Linked DNA regions of Homo sapiens: region 1 is linked to region 2. The links are chromatin loops, found by intact Hi-C in ENCODE. Cell type or tissue: PC-3. All regions are shown on one strand. Links, peaks and the distances in the headings refer to the core of each region. The heading gives the core; the rest is flanking DNA. Region 1 overlaps LINC02672 (long intergenic non-protein coding RNA 2672). Region 2 has its middle 110 kb from the start of MBL2.

Region 1 (8,339 bases), core at 122-8,121, 140 kb after region 2:
ATGGGCCAAATGTTGGCATGCCCCCAAAATGTAACTTAACTGCCAATGTGTTCGTGTTAAGAGGAAGGGCCTTTAAGAGGTGAAGTCATGAGCAAAAAGCACTCAAGAATGGAATTAGTACCCTTATAAAAGGAATACCAAGGAAACTGTTTGCTTCTTCTGCCCTCTTCCATCCTGTGAAGGCACTATTTTGGAAGCAGAGAGCACATCTGCGCTAGACACTGAAACTGCTGGCGCCTTGATCTTGAATCTCCCAGCCTCCAAAACTGTGAGAAATAAATTTCTGTTGCTTACAACTAACCCAGTCTAAGTATTTTATTGTAGCAGCAGGAATAGACTAAGACAGTAATCTACTAACATTTTCAGAATATGTTCACCTGTAGTTTTCTTATTTTATTTTCATACCATCCATGTGATACAGATAGTTTAAACTAGAGTTGACAGATGGAGTCACAGATTCAATTTAATGCCCAAGGTCCCAAAACAAGTTAATGTTGGAAGGGGGAACCAAATGTTATGAATTCCAATGCTGGGTAAATTCTCCCAGGCCATGCTGAAAATTTAATTTGATTTCCAGATCTCTTCCTTCTTACTTGATTTTTGTCAATGATATTTGATTGTGCATCTAAAACCAAATAGCAAGCATACAAAATTGGTGTAGTTTTGTAGACTAGAGATTTCAGACCCTTGTCTTTTTGTCTGGTACTTTGGGTTTAATATTAAACCACTATCAGTAGAAACTGCAGCAATTTTTACTGATATGCTCAAACCAAAATTCTTAAAATAATTATATATTTTTTCAGTTCTTGATTTTATTTTAAATTATTGTTGTATTTAATACAACTGTGAGACTCAAGGAGCTTGATTATTTATACTCTGTAACTGTGAATCTCTCTTTATATATCGATTTATGTAAATGTTCCAATGGGATTGCCTTCACACAATGTGATAAATTCCATATACATGAAATGTCCTCAAAAACTAAGAAATATGGGAATTCTATGAAAGTATTTAACGAGACCAACTTGTGCTGGTTCAATATTATCCTTCTGTGATAAAAATGATTCCAAACCTAAGCTCTAAGAATCATTCCTCTACAAGTCCAACATTATATGCTAGCCCCAGTTTAGCACGGGAGGTAGATTTATAGGGGAATTGTGTACGGCACTATAGGGATATTTCTCACTCACTTAGTATCAACTAGAAAGTTTTCCAAAATACAATCAATATTCATAAATGCTTACATACACAGTACACATTTGGCTCAATTGAATCCACATTCCCATCAAACACAGAATTCCCAGGATAAAATAAAGCAATAATACCAAGACCAATTACACCATGGGGGCTTTAATATCTCAGAAAACTTTCAGACACTTATTTCTATAATTTAATAATTATTAACACGATTTAAAATTCATGTATTCATATTGAGTATTTCTAAAAATAGCTTTAAATAGTATTTGTTCTTTAAATACATGTAATACTTTGTGTTAAAAAATAATAAAATGTATCTTTTACAAATCTCTAGCCCTTCTTTTGCTTAACAATATTTTCATAGGAACTATTTTATTTGAGGTGGTGCTTTGTGACTATTTTGTTCTACTTCCCTGTACTTTTTAATAGTACCTCTCAGCACTAATAAATAGCCATTTCATTTGGTGTTTTTAGAGTTTGATATATAAAACCTTACAACAAATTCCAGTCCCAACCCACTCCTAATTATATCCCTAAATATTTCAATTTATTTGAATTTCTTGGAATGCTAGTTACATAATTCTGTGTGGCAAATAGGGGAGTAGTCAGGAAAGTATCTCCTAATACCTGTTGTCCTATTTTTAAAGTGGTCTGTAACAGGTCTGAAGCCACAAGAAATGGAAATACCTTCATTCCATAGATAGAGACATGAGGGACTTAACAAAAACTTTTAACCAAAAGATTAAAAGAAAAAAAAGCAGAGATAAGCTAGTCATGGCAGTTTTATAAATGCTCTGTACTTAAACATGTTAATTAGACATACATCAAAAGTGTTTTAGTATTAGCGAAGGGGTTATGAATGTATAGGTTAATGAAGACATAAAAACAGCTTGTAATAACAAAAAAGGGTGCAGTGAACATCTCTTTTCATAGGGGTGTAGACAGCATTTTGGGAAATACACAGAAGATGCAATACTAAAAGTTTCATTGTTAGAGTATGCGGTTGCAGACATAAGCAGGAAGGAGAGCACCCCAGCACCCCACCCCAAGGAATGTCATGTGATCATTAGGTGATGATCAGGCAGTTGTTAAACTGTCTCTTTGAAATGATAATTTGTCACAGCTGGCCAGAGGAAGACAATATTCCAAGAGAGAGAAAATACCTGGAGTTGGTGATCAGCAGTTTCTGAATAAGATCTCAGCAGTTGGGCGAGCAGGCTCAAGCATGCGTACTAAGCAGTAAAATGGCAAATGTATGATCTTCCTCTGGAGGCATTGGACTGGTACAGGAAAATCACCCCTAGAGAACACGTGCACAACCTCAGTAAATGCAATATGCATGCAGTCACCTTCCCAAGTGCTGACTGACACTGGGCTTGGGTCAGGTGAGCAATAGCCTGCCTCAAGGGAGGAGAAACGCAAATCCCAGAACCAAGCCAATTATAAAAATCCCAAGCCAAAGGCTGGATGGGGCACTTGTATCTCTCCAGTTACCAGCTTGGCCCTTCTTCAAAGTGCATGAAACAGCCTTTGCAAAAATCATAACTGACAAAATTATGACAGTGAAAGAGATCAGACCTAACCAACCCATCTTGCTTCTAACCTCTAAGTTGTCTTGGTTCATTCCTGGGCATAGGCCAAGCTACACTCGGGAAGGAATTTACGGATTAATCTCTGAAACAAAATTGATAATAGCCCTTTCCTGAAAAAAATAAAACCCCTTCTTGCTGGGGGATGAGCCTGGCTTTGTAGGACTAACAAATTAGCTGGAAGATTAGAGGTTATGGTTTAGGGGCCATGCAGCCTCCAGCTGCAAAAGTCTGAACCTCTCCAAATTGCTCCTGCGACTAACATCACTGTTGTAAAACCTAAAATCAGTACTTAAGATATTTTGCAAGACCCTGCATTCTGATGCAGCAGATGACACCACCCAGACCAATAATCTGGCTCAACCAGTTCTGCAATCCCACCCAGGAACAGAAGTCAGCAAGACTAACCCACTTCAACGCCTTATGATTTCATTCTCAACCCAACCAATCAGCACTCCCTACTTCCCAAGTCAGTATCTGCTAAATTATCCTTAAAAACTCCAGTCCCTGAGTTTTGGGGGAGACTGATTTGAGTAATGATAAAACCCTTGTCTCCCACACAGCCGGCTCTGTGTGAATTACTCTTTCTCCATTGCAATTACTCTGTCTTGATAAATTGGCTCTGTCTAGGCAGTGGGCCAGATGAACCCATTTGGTGGTTACATGTACTTTGCTTCCTTTTGCTCCTGCTCTAAAATTTGCCTCAGTCTCTCCCTCTGCCTTAAACCTATTTCTGCCCCTTGGCCAAATTCTTTCCTCCAAAGAAGTAAGGATTCATATTTGCTGCAGACTCGTATGGATTCGCCGCTGGTTACATCATCATTAAAATAAAAATTTAGTTTGTATTAAAATTTAAAACATCTGCTCTGCAGAAGACACTGTTAAGAGAATCAAAACACAAATGACAGATAGAAAAAAATATTTTTGCAAAATACATATCTCATAAAAAGAACTTGTGTTCAAAAATACAAAGAACATTTAAATCTGGCTCAAGTCTACAATACTAGCACTTTGGGAGGCCGAGGCAGGTGGATCACGAGGTCAGGAGATTGAGACCATCCTGGCTAACACGGTGAAACCCCATCTCTACTAAAAATACAAAATAATTAGCCGGGCGTGGTAGTGGGTGTCTATAGTCCCAGCTGCTCTGGAGGCTGAGGCGGGAGAATGGTGTGAACCCGGGAGGCGGAGCTTGCAGTGAGCCGAGATCGTGCCACTGCACTCCAGCCTGGAGGACAGAGCAAGACTCTGTCTCAAAAAAAAAAAAAAAAAAAAAAATTAAATCTCAACATTATGTAAACAAAAACTTCATTAAAAAGAGCAAAATATCTGAACAGACGGTTCACCAAAGAGAGCACACAAGCATGCAAATTTTTTTATCATTTGTCTTTAGATAATTACAAATTAAAACAACAAAAAGGTGCCACTGTACATTGAATACAGCAATCATGCTCTTAGGTATTTACCCAGTTGATTTGAAAATGTTTTTCTGGCTGGGCAGGGTGGCTCACGCCTCTAATCCCAGCACTTTGGGAGGTTGAGGCGGGCGGATAACGAGGTCAGGAGATCGAGACCATCCTGGCTAACATGGTGAAATCCTGTCTCTACTAAAAATACAAAAAATTAGCCAGGTGTAGTGGCATGTGCCTGTAGTCCCAGGTACTCAGTAGGCTGAGGCAGGAGAATCACTTGAACCCCGGAGGTGGAGGATGCAATGAGCCGAGATCGCATCACTGCACTCCAGCCTGGGTGACAGAGCGAGTCTCCATCCACCTCCCCCCCCAAAAAAATGAAAGTGTTTTTCTGCACAAAAATATGCATATAGATGTATACAGCAGCTTTTTTCCCCCCATGATCATTAAAAACTAAAAGCAACCAAGATGTATTTCAATAAGTGAATTTTTATAACACACTGTGGTATATCTGTAATGCCTGAGGTTCTTGCCTAGCCACACCAAAGAATTGGTGTGCTAGCTGACCACGGCGAGTGATAGAGACATGGACCGAGAGCGAGAAAAAACTGTAAGCTTTATTAAGCAGAGTGAAAGTACAAAGCTTCCACAGCATGGGAGGGGTCCTGAACGGGTAGCCACTGTTGGTTTTGGGTGATTGCCTTTTAAACTCTTTAAAGCGGGAGATACATGAGGTGGGAAGCTTGTTACAGGAGCCGGAAACAAAGGCAGTAAATTATTTTGTGACATGTCTTAGATTTTGAGGAAAACCGGAATTGCAACTTAGGTTTTATCTACTTTAGGACCTTGCAGCAGCATGGCAAAGGAGACAGGATCTTACAGGACTTTACAAAGTATGTTTACAAGGAATCTGAATTGGGAGTGTAGATAAGGTCCACTGGTCACAGAAAAATGAGCAGTTAACATTCCTTTATTTTAGTTTCAGGGGCGGGGGAAGGGAGAGAGGGAGAGAAGATACAGGGAAACTTACAGCAAATTTTTCACTGTTTATAGCTTTCTTGGGGAAGAAAACACATGCACGAATCCTGGTGTTAGGAATATTTTAAGCGTATATCTTCAATATTATTCATCCAGGACTGAAGTAAGTCCTGATGCAGGAAATGAGTGAGTTTCACAGCTTTCTGAGCCCCTACTTGACCCAGGAAGCCCAGCTGGCACCTCCTCTCAGTCCTGCCTCTAAACAGGACACCCCAACTGCTGTTGGGAACCGTGTGGCAGTCGTTCTGGCTACTTCCTGCTGGTTAGGGGTGAAGAAGGGGCCCTGCAGTTTGGTGTCCTCCAGAGGGGAATTTTCTAGGGTAATTGAGGGACCAGCGGGTTGATCCAGGGGTCCTCGGTAGAAGCCGTGAGCTGAGCTCATTTGAGGTTCCATTTGTAAGATCATTTGTAGCTTGATGGCTTTGATCCTGGAGGGAACAAATTTGACAAGAGGTTAAAAATGCAAGGCCCAAAGGCGAGTAATAGTAGGATGGCTGTCACAGGTCCTAGAAAGGGGAGGAGCCAAGGTATCCATTGGTTAAACATATTCAAGGGTCCTGAGTGTTCAAGCTCCTTTTTCCTACTTTCTATCTGTTCTTTTATTTCTTTGACCTTTTCAATAATGATTCCCAACTGGTTAACAAAATAGCAACATGAACTGGGAGTTAGAGTGCAGGGGAATGCAGAAGAAGGCATCTTTGAGGTCCAAAACAGTGAACCATTCTTTCTCTGGTATTTGAGAGAGCAGTGTATAAGGGTTGGGTACAGCAGGATATAAACGAATTACTGCCTCACTGATGATTCTGAGGTCTTGCACTAGTCTCCACTGGCCATTTGGTTTTTGTATTCCTAGGATTGGGGAGTTGCAATGACTGCTGCATTTTCTTACTAATCCTTGAGTTTTTAAATGTCTGACAATATCCTGTAATCCTTTGAGAGCTTTAGGCCTTAAGGGATATTGCCATTGATAAGGAAAAGTGGTGGAGTCTTTTAGCCTGATTTGAACTGGATGGGTATTCTTTGCCCTTCCAAATTGTCCTTCCAAGGCCCAGACTTCAGAATTGATTCCTTCTTCAAGGAAGGGACAACAAATGGGTAATTTGTTCCCCATATTCATGTAGATAATAGTCCCAGCTTTGGCTAATATGTCCCTCCCTAATAAGGGTGGGAGTTTCGGGCATAACAAGAAAGGCATGTGAAAAGAGCAAAGTCTCCTAATTGCAGCTGAGGAGGCGAGAGAAATACCTGGTTACAGACTGTCCTAAGATTCCTTGGATAGCAACGGACTTTGAGGACAGTCATCCTGGGCAGGAGATTAAAACTGAGAAGGCTGCACCAGTGTCCAGGAGGAAGTCCACTTTGTGGCCCTCAATGGTCAAACTTACCTGGGGCTCTGTGAGGTTGATGGCATGAGTGGGTGCTTGCCCCAGGCACCCTCAGTCATGTTGCTGAATCATCTGGTTGGGTGCTTCTGTCCTAGAGGGTCTTCATCCTCTGGGGCAGTGTGCCTTCCAGTGATTGCCTTGGCATATTGGACATGGGCAAGGGGGCAGTTTGTTTCTGGTTGGACAATCTTTCTTAAAGTGTCCTTGGAAACCGCAATGATAACAAGCCCTACTAGGCAATTGGCCTGCTCCTCTTTTGGTTCCCTGTGAGCCACCAAGGTCTGCCTGTCTGAGAGCCATGACTAAGGCTGCAGTCTTTCTCTTATCTCGCTTTTCCTTTTTGGCCTGCTCCTCTTGGTCCCTGTTACAGAACACCAAGGTTGCCAGGTTTAGTAATGCCTCCAAATTTTGTTCTGGGTCTAAAGCAGACTTTTGGAGTTTTCTCCTAATATCAGCTGCTGCTTGGGTGATAAATTTATCCTTTAGAATAAGTTGGCCTTCCAGGGAATCTGGAGTTAGGGAGGTATGCTTTCTTAGGGCCTCCCTTAGCCTTTCTAGAAAAGTGGAGTAGTTTTCCTCTGTTCCCTGTATAATTGTGGATAGCATTGAGTAGTTCATAGGCTTGTTCCTAGTCTTCCTTAACCCTTCTAAAATGCAAGTTAGCAAATGCCTGTGGCTCTAATCTCCATGATCTGAGTCAGTATCCTAATGAAGGTCTACAGTGGGGACTGCCTGTTGCCCTGTGAGGAATTTTTCCCTCTCCTCCAGGGCCATTCAATCGTTTACCTGGCTAAGTTAGCACAGATCCCCAAATTGCTGGGCTGCTGTTAAAGCTGCTTCCTTTTCAGTAGGACTTCAGGTCTGATCAAGAAGTAACATGATATTTCTCCATGTTAGATCAAAGGACAGCCCTAATCTTTGCAGGACATCTATATAGCTATCAGGATCACCTGAGAATTTTCCCAAATCTGCCTTGATTTGTTTTAAATCTGATAGTTAGAAAGGGACATGCAGGTGAATGGGCCTAAATTTTCTTCCTACTGTTTATAAGGGACATAGTTTGGGTGTCTGGCTCGTGGAGTTTACATTTTCTTTCCAGTGTGCCTTTAACACTTTGGTGGGGCCAGATGGAAGAGAGTCAGTGGGGGAGGAGAGTGAGGCTGAGGGAAGAGGCCCTGAGTATGGAGGTAATTGTGGGCCTCTGTCATTTGGGCAAAGCTTGCAGGCTTGGCACAGGGCAGTATTGTCACGAAGGGCAAAGAAAGCCTGTACGTAAGGGACTTCACTCCATTTACCTTCCTGTTTACAGAAAATCTAGTTGTAGAAGGATGTTATAATTAATATTTCCCTCAGGGAGCCAAGTTTCTCCATTTTGTAAGGAATACTGTGGCCAGGCAGTGGTACAGAAGAAAATCAGTGGCTTCTTTTTTAAGGTTTCAGGGTCGAGTTTGTCCTAATTATTCAGGATACATCTTAAGGAAGTGTCTGGTTTTGAAGGTGTGGTGCCCATATGGAATTTTAACACAGGGGTGCCTACACCTCTAGTTAGTCCTCGGACTCGTCTTCCCTTAGGGCATCCCCTAAGGGTCAGGTCCATTTATGCTCAAAGCTCATGGCCACTTTTCCTGAGCTCTCCATCTACCGGATTTAACCATGCTTACCGGTGGGATGGAAACTTCCCTTGCCCCTGCCGTGCACCCACTGACCACTAAATGGGG
Region 2 (8,339 bases), core at 264-8,263:
CTGTCTTTGCTGTGTAGCAAGAACTCTGCTAAATTCCAAACTGACAGAACCTTACTCAGTGCCTACAACTGCCCTCTGAGATGAATATTATTATCTCCCCCACTCGACGCATGAAGATACCGTGGTCAAGAGAGGCTAAGCCACTCTCTGAAGGTCACTCAGCTAACAGGTGGCTGTGCTGAATTTCGAACCCTGTGCACTTGAGACTCAAGAAAGTTTTCAGTAGAAGAAAGACATCTCCCAATCTTGGGTTTCTCTTTTGGAAACGCTTCATGAATCCTCACTTTGATTTTTATTCCCCTTTAAATGCCTTGGCCTGGGAGAAAGCATTCACAATTTGGACTCTTCACATGTCCCCCACTTCAGTTCATCCTGCCTTTGTAAAATTCTGCCTGTACCACGCCTGTAGTAGTTGGCATTATTCCCATAACTGATCACATTTAGCCCTGTTCATCTTTGGGTTTTTGGGTATGAGAACAGTCTGAGTTCCTAGAAGGCAGGGGCTATGTCTCCATTTCCTTGTCGCTAGGGTGGAAGACATTTCCTGGCTCATACTTTGCGCTGAGGAAGCGTTGAATGAATGAACAAATGGGTACAGGCAGTGTTTGACTATAAAGGGGACTTTGGAAATCAATTAGATTCATTGGATGTGGGCCCTGGAAGGCAACTTCAAATTCCCTGGTGGTAGAGAATCTTAAAATGTAAAATGAACAATTCTGGCCTTCAGCAAATCTCAGAGACCTAATTGTCTAGATATAATTAATTCCAAGGCATCCTGGTGAGGTAATGGCATGTGCATGCGAGGGCATCTTTTTTGAGCCAAAAATTTCTTCTAACGTGTCATGGGACAGTCCTCAGAAAGACTGAGGAGAAGGTGCTAAAAATTGTCATGCTTACTTTGATTTGTAGTGTCCTTGGGTTGTTTTGTCTTTGACCACTTACAAACTGATCTCACTGGGCAAACTGAGTCAGAGCAGCTTTTTAGATGTGTTAATACAATTTGTTTGTTTTTGAGGAAGAGGCTTAAGTATTCAGAACTAGAGGAAAGATAGAGATGGTTAGAGTTGGAAGGAGTTTAAATGAGTCCAGAAATAAATTAACAAAACAAGGCAAAACAATGGAACAGAAGAGAAGTTATGTTCAGCCACTGACCCCTATTTCCTCTCTAATTGCTTATCAGCTTTAGCGAAGCCCTTTTGTACTCAAGGAAGCCCCTTGGTACTCTCACAGTCCTTTCTTTTTCTCAGTGAGATCTCGCCCTCAGAAAACTGCTTGTAAATTTCTATAATGCTAAAGTGTAACTGACTATGTGTTGCAAGGGCAAATACAAATTATAAGTAAGATTCTTAATTCTCCCTGTTGAAAATAAAGAGACTTCCCTCCCTTTTCCTAGACCACTTACTTTAGAAAACTTATACTGTATGTATAAGTTCTTTCTCTTTTTGAAATGTATGTAAATCTTTTTAAAAGCAAAATAAGCCACTTGGCAAAATAGTCTTTCTCAAGGACCTAGGAACCGTGTCTTTCAAATGTAATCAATGAAGGTAGGTAGCACCATATCTCCCAGTTTCCGTGGGAGGGTAGGAACCCAACTTTGGTGAGCACCTTAATTCAAGTTACAAAACTATCTTCTTCCATAAAGATATGAGAAGCTTATTTTTTCTTTTGTACAAATCAATTAATTAACACAGGTAGATACCACAATTACCAGGGGATTTTAAGATGAACTATGTGTGAAAAATGGTGCCGTCAAGTCCTCTTACTTGAGGACTAGTTATTTTTTACCTTGAGGGCACGTGTAGAATGGGTTTATCGGCTTGGCTATATCAAAGCGTAAGATTTCATTCTGTCTTTGCAAATTCTTAGCAGACTATTTGTGATACGCATCACATTCTGGTTTAATGCTTATTCAATAACAAAATTGTTTTCTTCCTCTTCTAAGTTTGTGAAGAAGTTTTTTGGGTTGGGATGAGATTTTGTTTTTAATTATATTTTCCAATATAATATACTTTAGGTTCAGAGACATTTGTATTTTAACTGGTGCCAAACCTTTAAGATTAAAACACTGAATTGCTATAAACTTCCAAGAACCAGTGAACTAAAATGGGAGGTTTATCAGGAAGTCTGGGAAGAGACATGTGTTAAAGAAAAACTTAAAGCAAGTTAAATTTAACAGAGTTTATTTGAGCAATGAAAAGGCTCTAAAACAGGCAGCACTTCAGATGGAAGATGGTTCAGAATGGTGAGCTGTATTTATAAAAAGAAAGAGACAGGAAATTACTTATTACAGAGATTACCTGATTGTTGCAATTCTGCATTTGCCTTATTTGTGAGGAATTTGGCAACGTTCAACCTGGGATTGGCTACTATGGATTGAGACTCCATTGCTTGGTTACAAAGGCATACTCTTAGGTTAGGTTAGAACTTGCTTTCACGCCAAGCTGTGCTGCAGTTCACTACATAGAGAGAAACTTTGGCCCAAATTTTATTAACCAAATATGGAAGGTGCTTTGAGCTAAACTTAAATAAGTTTAACATATGATTCAGGGCCAGGTGTGGTGGCTCACGCCTGTAATCCAAGCACTTTGGGAAGCCAAGAGTTCGAGACCAGCCTGGCCAACATGGCAAATCCCCATCTCTACTAAAAACACAAAAATTAGCTGGGCATTGTGAAGGGGGCCTGGCTAAGGCAGGAGAATCGCTTGAACCCAAGAGGCAGAGGTTGCAGTGAGCTGAGATAGTGCCACTGCACTCCAGCCTGGGCAACACAGTGAGACTCCATCTCAAAATATATGTAAATAAATATAAATATAAATATAAATATATATATGATTCAGGAATACCTGAAGTTCTACACATTAACCAGTCTCTTGGGAGTGAGGAGCACTTTTCTTGGAAGGAAATAGCTGCCCTCCAGTATTTGGTAACAGTCTGCACAGGTTTGTAGCCTAGGAGCAATAGGCGATACCATATAGCGTAGGTTATGTAGTAGGGTCCTTCATCTTTGTTTGTGTAAGTACACTCTGTAATGTTTGCACAAGGATAAAATCGCCTACGGACGAATTCCTGGGGATGCGTCATCAAGCGAGGCATAGCTGTGGTTTCTTACCTGCTTTCTCTGTGGCTTCCACCTTCCATCCGTAAGGCTACTTTCCACAGAGTACACAGAGTCATCTTTTTAATATGCCGAATTACATAATTCTATGCTAAACCCTCCGAAGATTTCCCATTCCTCTTAGTACGTCAGTGACGGTAGATATTGAGACCACCCGATGGAAGAAGAGCGCGTAGGATGTGTTCTGTGACCTACATGCCTATGTCCAAGATAACAAAGGTCAGTACAAATGGGAGTAGAAGGTTGTCATTTCACCTGTTATCCCCTAGATGGTAGTGTGGAACCGCGCAAACTTCTACCTCCGTTGTGATTTCTATGGGGCATTGATGGTGCAGTTATTTTAAGTTGAATCTTCAGGCAGCCTGAACTAAAATCGACAGGAGTTCCTACTTTTTTTCTTTCTTTCCTTTTCCCGCTCCCTTTCTCCTTTTTCAAGAGTGCTAATTGTAGCTTCGAAAACGTGCGCGCGCGCACATACACACGCATCCCAAATGGCAAAATTCTCAAGGTGCTAGATTCTCTCAGAAAAGCACGTCTGCTGTTCCTGAATGTAGACTAAACAGGGTTTCACGTCCAGGAGATGGGGGCTTAGGGAGGGGATCTTCCAGGGAAAGCATTCGAGCTCCCTGGAGCCACGACTCCCTTTAGTGGCTTGTGTCTGCAGTTGAGGGCTGCCTGGCAGACGCCCGGACATTTGGGAAAACAGTCCAAGGTCTTGCAAATTTCATCCAAATTCATCACTGTTACAAAATGCTGCTGTTTTCTTTCTTTTTCCTTTTTTTTTTTTTTTTTTTTTGAGACGGAGTCTCGCTCTGTGGCCCGGGCTGGAGTGCAGTGGCGCGATCTGGGCTCACTGCAACCTCCGCCTCCCGGGTTCAAGCGATTCTCCTGCCTCAGCCTCCCGAGTAGCTGGGACTACAGGCGCCCGCCACCACGCTCGGCTAACTTTTTGTATTTTAGTAGAGACGGGGTTTCACCGTGTTGCCCAGGCTGGTCGCGAACTCCTGAGCTCAGGCAATCCGCCCGCCTCGGCCTCCCAAAGTGCTGGGATTACAGGCGTGAGCCACCGCGCCCGGCTTCCTTCTTTCTTCTGAGGGTGAACTTCTCTAAATGTAGAAACATTCAGAGAATAGGTGGTCACAGGAGAGCAGGTTTGCGCTGGCAGTGAGGGTGGGGTGGCTGGTTCAGAGAACAGAACACACCGGAGCTGTTGATCATTTCCCAGGGAATGGGAATGGAAACAGAGTCACAGGAGCTCCTAGTTGCTGTCGTTTCTTTCAATCAGTGGTTTTTGTGGAGGCAAGAGGCTCCATTGAGCTTCCCGTGGGCATTAGGCTACATAATTTGCAGGTCCTAGAGAAAAATGAAAGTGCTAAGCAAAACAAAAACAAAAAACAAAAACAAAACAAAAAAAAAACAACAAAAAAAAGAATTTTAATACTGGGACTGCAGAGCATTAAACCAGATTGGTCCTCCCAAGGACAGGACCCTATGTGACCACCGCTCTGTTCACACCCATAAAGCCCGTAAAGCTCTGCCACCGGGCATCCACCTTTCCCCCATATTCAGTGCGATATGCTTGTATTTAGCCTTGTCTGTATCTCACTTTCTTAAGCTTTAGGGAGCATTGATTGTGGTATCTTGGACCTACAGGAGAGGTTTTCTCAACAACCTGTGAAAGGAGCTGCTCGCTTTGTAGAAACCATGCTCCTAACCCCTCTTTTTATTCATGTTAATTTAATGTCTGCCTTGATATTGTTCAAAGGAGCTTCCTCAAAATTGGGTGTTTCTGAAGCCTAGGAACAGACGCCTTCTGTTTTGTTCTGAAACAGGCTTCTAAGGAGGAGAATCCTCGATTTGGAAGGGCCCAGGTGAGGCCATGGTTGAACTCAGACCCAAGAAGAGAGAGGCTTTTTATCTGCCTAAAAGCAATCTTGTTTTGGTGACAATGTGTGGGTGGGTGTTTGGCTCTTTTTTAATGCAAGGAAAAGATGTTAAGTTTCAAAAGTAATTTTTGTTTTTCTTGGTCCAAAGTTTTCCTTCTTCCTTTTGGACAACATTCACTTAACTTTCTGCCATAAGTTAATTCAATTATTCTTTGACTACAAATGGATAAGCATGAATTTCATTGATGTGATCAATTTTTAGTAATTACACCACCTTCACATGTGAGATTTCACTAGTCCTTACAGCATCCATGTAAATAGACCTTCTCATTGCCATTTTCCAGAGGAAAAATGGCGGTTCAAAAGCATCAAGTGAATGACTCCAAGATCACACAGCTAGGATAAGGTGGGGGACTTACTCAGGTCCATGCAGACCCCCTTATTCCATATTCATGCCTGCTCCACCATACCATGGTGCCATTTCCAGAAATAATTTCTTGGTATAGGGATATCAAAGTTCGACTGTTAATCCTTACAAATTAGAGTCTGTACTTTTGTAGCCAAAAAATGGTTTTATGGTATATTAAAATAAAATTTAGTCAGCATTGCTTTCCTCTTGAAAACAGACTGTGAATTCCCAAAAGATAGGAATAGTTTTGGCTTCATTTTTAGAACAGTTTCCTACACAGGAGCCCACCTTGAATAATCCAAAAACATGCTCACTGCACCTTCCTTCATCAGCCAAAATCCATTAAGTAATATACAGAAAGCTTAAGTCCAGCATCATTTATTTGTATTTCAGAGATCTAGCTTCAATAAGTAAGATGATCTGTAAAATATCTAACATATAAGAGACCTTCGGTTCATCTGTCCCTTCGTCAATGTTTCACAATTGACAAATATTAACTCACCTCACATCATGTCTCCAAAGTGTTAGAGACGACAGTAAACAACACAGACGTCACTGGGCTCATGCAGCTTACATTCTAGTGAGGAAGACAGAGGATAAACCATTGTTAAATGTATACATCAGAAAGTTATAATGAGGACAATGAAGAAAAAGAAGAGACAGTAAGAACACACAGGCAGATGAGAGTTGAGTGCCATTTCAGTGAGGGTGTTTCTACTGCGATAACATTTGGGTAAAGACTTCAATGAACTTGGAGAATAATAAGTAAATATTAGTCATAATAACTTCTTTTCAAGAGCATAACACCTTATAACTTTTGATGGTGACCTTTCTTCCCAAACGTTTATTAAGACCAATACCAATGTTTGCTCTGTTACTAGTCTAGTATCATATAAAGTTGCTATAAAGCATCCAAAACCTCTCTTTGTTCAAATGCAGATTTTCCTGGCATATCAGCATCCCCCTTGTAGGCCCCTTGCCTCCTGCTGGCAAGCCAGCTGACAAACTCCAAATGCTGACTCTTGGCTTCCTTCAATTTGTCCTCCACACCTGTGGCCTGGGTCCTTCCTCGTGTGGTCATGTGGTTCCATGTTTTGTGTCTCAGACGCAGAAACTTTTTGGAGAGAAATAAGCACAGTGCATATGTAGACATTTTGATTCTCCCCAGCTAGAGAAAAATATACGCATCGGATAGTTAGAAATTTGGAAACTGATTCAGATTACAATGAAAACATTAAAAGTCTCTTTACAGAAGATAGATATTTGCCAACTTTAAATCAAAAAATCATAGTATTATGAGAATTATAATTGCAGGGCAAGCATTTAATTTAATTCAGCCCTGAAGTTCTGCTTTCTAGGATGCACTTAAAACTGTCAGGGGAAGTCTGTTTTAAGACAAATTAAAGGGAGGTGAATTTGCACCTGTGTTTTAAAAGAAAGAAATTAAACTCATGGATTTGGAACCTAAAATGTTAAATAGAGAGAGCAAGGTGGGAGCAAGTAGACAGGAGGAGCTAAGTGACAATGCAGGGAGGGATCTTGGAGTTTGAATAATGTGACCAGCTTTAGAGACCACCAAGTTCAACTACAAGTGGAGCCCTCAGTGAGCAGCCTCAACGGATTGTTTGTATTAACAGGTTAACTTCATTGTCTTTTTCCCACGTGATTGATTTTGATCTAGCTTTTTGTCTTCACACTATATTTGATCTTAAATCCCCCCAGTCTATTTCAGTTTATTGCTTCTCCGTTTCTCTGTGCTGCACTGGAGGTAATTTTCTCATCTGTCTTTCAAATAACAGATTATCTCTTTTGAATTGTCTCACTTACTGTTTGACGATTTTATGAACAGTTTTTCATCTCTAGAAGTTCCCTTCGTTCTTTTCGAAGTTTACTTGTCCTTTTTTCATAACATTCTGCCTATCTTTTGTCCCTTCCTCTCTCTTCAGACATGTTCGGCATGTTTAGTATTATTGATATTTCTTTGGGTGTGAAGTCTCTCCTAGGTTGCATTGCCCAGTCAGTTCTCACACTGGTAGGTTTCTTCCAGTGCTGTCTGTTTTATGCCCACCTTCAGTGGGAGTTGTCTTCTTTCACCACCCCCTTTGGACAGGATTTCAATACTGACTTATTATTATCATTATTATTTTGAGACGGAGTCTCGCTGTGTCACCCAGGCAGTGGCGCGATCTCCGCTCATTGCAGGTTCCGCCTCCTGGGTTCACGCCATTCTCCTGCCTCAGCCTCCGGAGTAGCTGGGACTACAGGCACCGCCACTACGCCCAGCTAACTTGTTCTGTATTTTTAGTAGAGACGGGGTTTCACCGTGTTAGCCAGGATGGTCTCGATCTCCTGACCTCGTGATCCGCTCGCCTCAGCCTCCCAAAGTGCTGGGAGTACAGGCTTGAGCCACTGCGCCCAGCCAATACTGACATTTTTTATACCAGCTTCTCCTCTTGGATTTTCATACCACTTGAATACACAGAATGTGGGTCTCACACTTAAAAACAGGGCAGGCTTGGGGTTCTGCATGCATAATAATCACTGTTATTTACCTGAAGCTCAAGAGGGGAGTCAATTTTCTTTTCTTTTTTTTTTTTTTTTTTTTTTTTTGAGATGGAGTCTCGCTGTGTCGCCCAGGCTGGAGTGCAGTGGCGCGATCTCGGCTCACTGCAAGCTCCGCCTCCCAGGTTCACACCATTCTCCTGCCTCAGCCTCTCGGGTAGCTGGGACTACAGGCGAGGGGAGTCAATTTCCAAGGTAAGCCCTGGAGCAAGTGGGGAGAGGTTTCTGTTTGTTTGTTTGTTTGTTTGTTTGTTTGTTTGAAGTTTCTGATTTAGACAGGATCATCCCCTATTTTTGGCTTTTGGTTTTTTGCAGAAAGGGTAACTCCAGCTCTCCCCCAAGAATGGCCACAAAACTAGTTGAAGAT

What was found. Peaks named below come from ENCODE experiments on the same cell type or tissue, not always from the same donor. Only the 100,000 strongest peaks of a DNase experiment are listed, where the experiment ranks them.
Region 1: a loop joins it to region 2, with 5 times the contacts of the local background. A loop is called at or near these places in 3 of 110 quality-filtered maps.

What each region holds. Positions count from the first base shown.
Region 1 is chr10:53,020,464-53,028,802 of GRCh38, forward strand. It overlaps LINC02672 (long intergenic non-protein coding RNA 2672), which reads right to left. Exons shown (of 5, transcript NR_186378.1): 2 at 2,361-2,497. Among named protein-coding and RNA genes, the nearest start is that of LINC02672, 5.5 kb to the right of the region's middle. In PC-3, for the core only: no CTCF peak of the experiment used is centred there; DNase peaks (open chromatin) are centred at 3,148 and 5,008; H3K4me3 peaks cover 1,273 bases; H3K27ac peaks cover 980 bases.
Region 2 is chr10:52,881,054-52,889,392 of GRCh38, forward strand. No RefSeq gene overlaps it. Among named protein-coding and RNA genes, the nearest start is that of MBL2, 110 kb to the left of the region's middle. RefSeq lists an enhancer at 3,172-3,886. In PC-3, for the core only: CTCF peaks have their summits at 3,366 and 3,568; a DNase peak (open chromatin) is centred at 3,088; H3K4me3 peaks cover 835 bases; H3K27ac peaks cover 1,626 bases.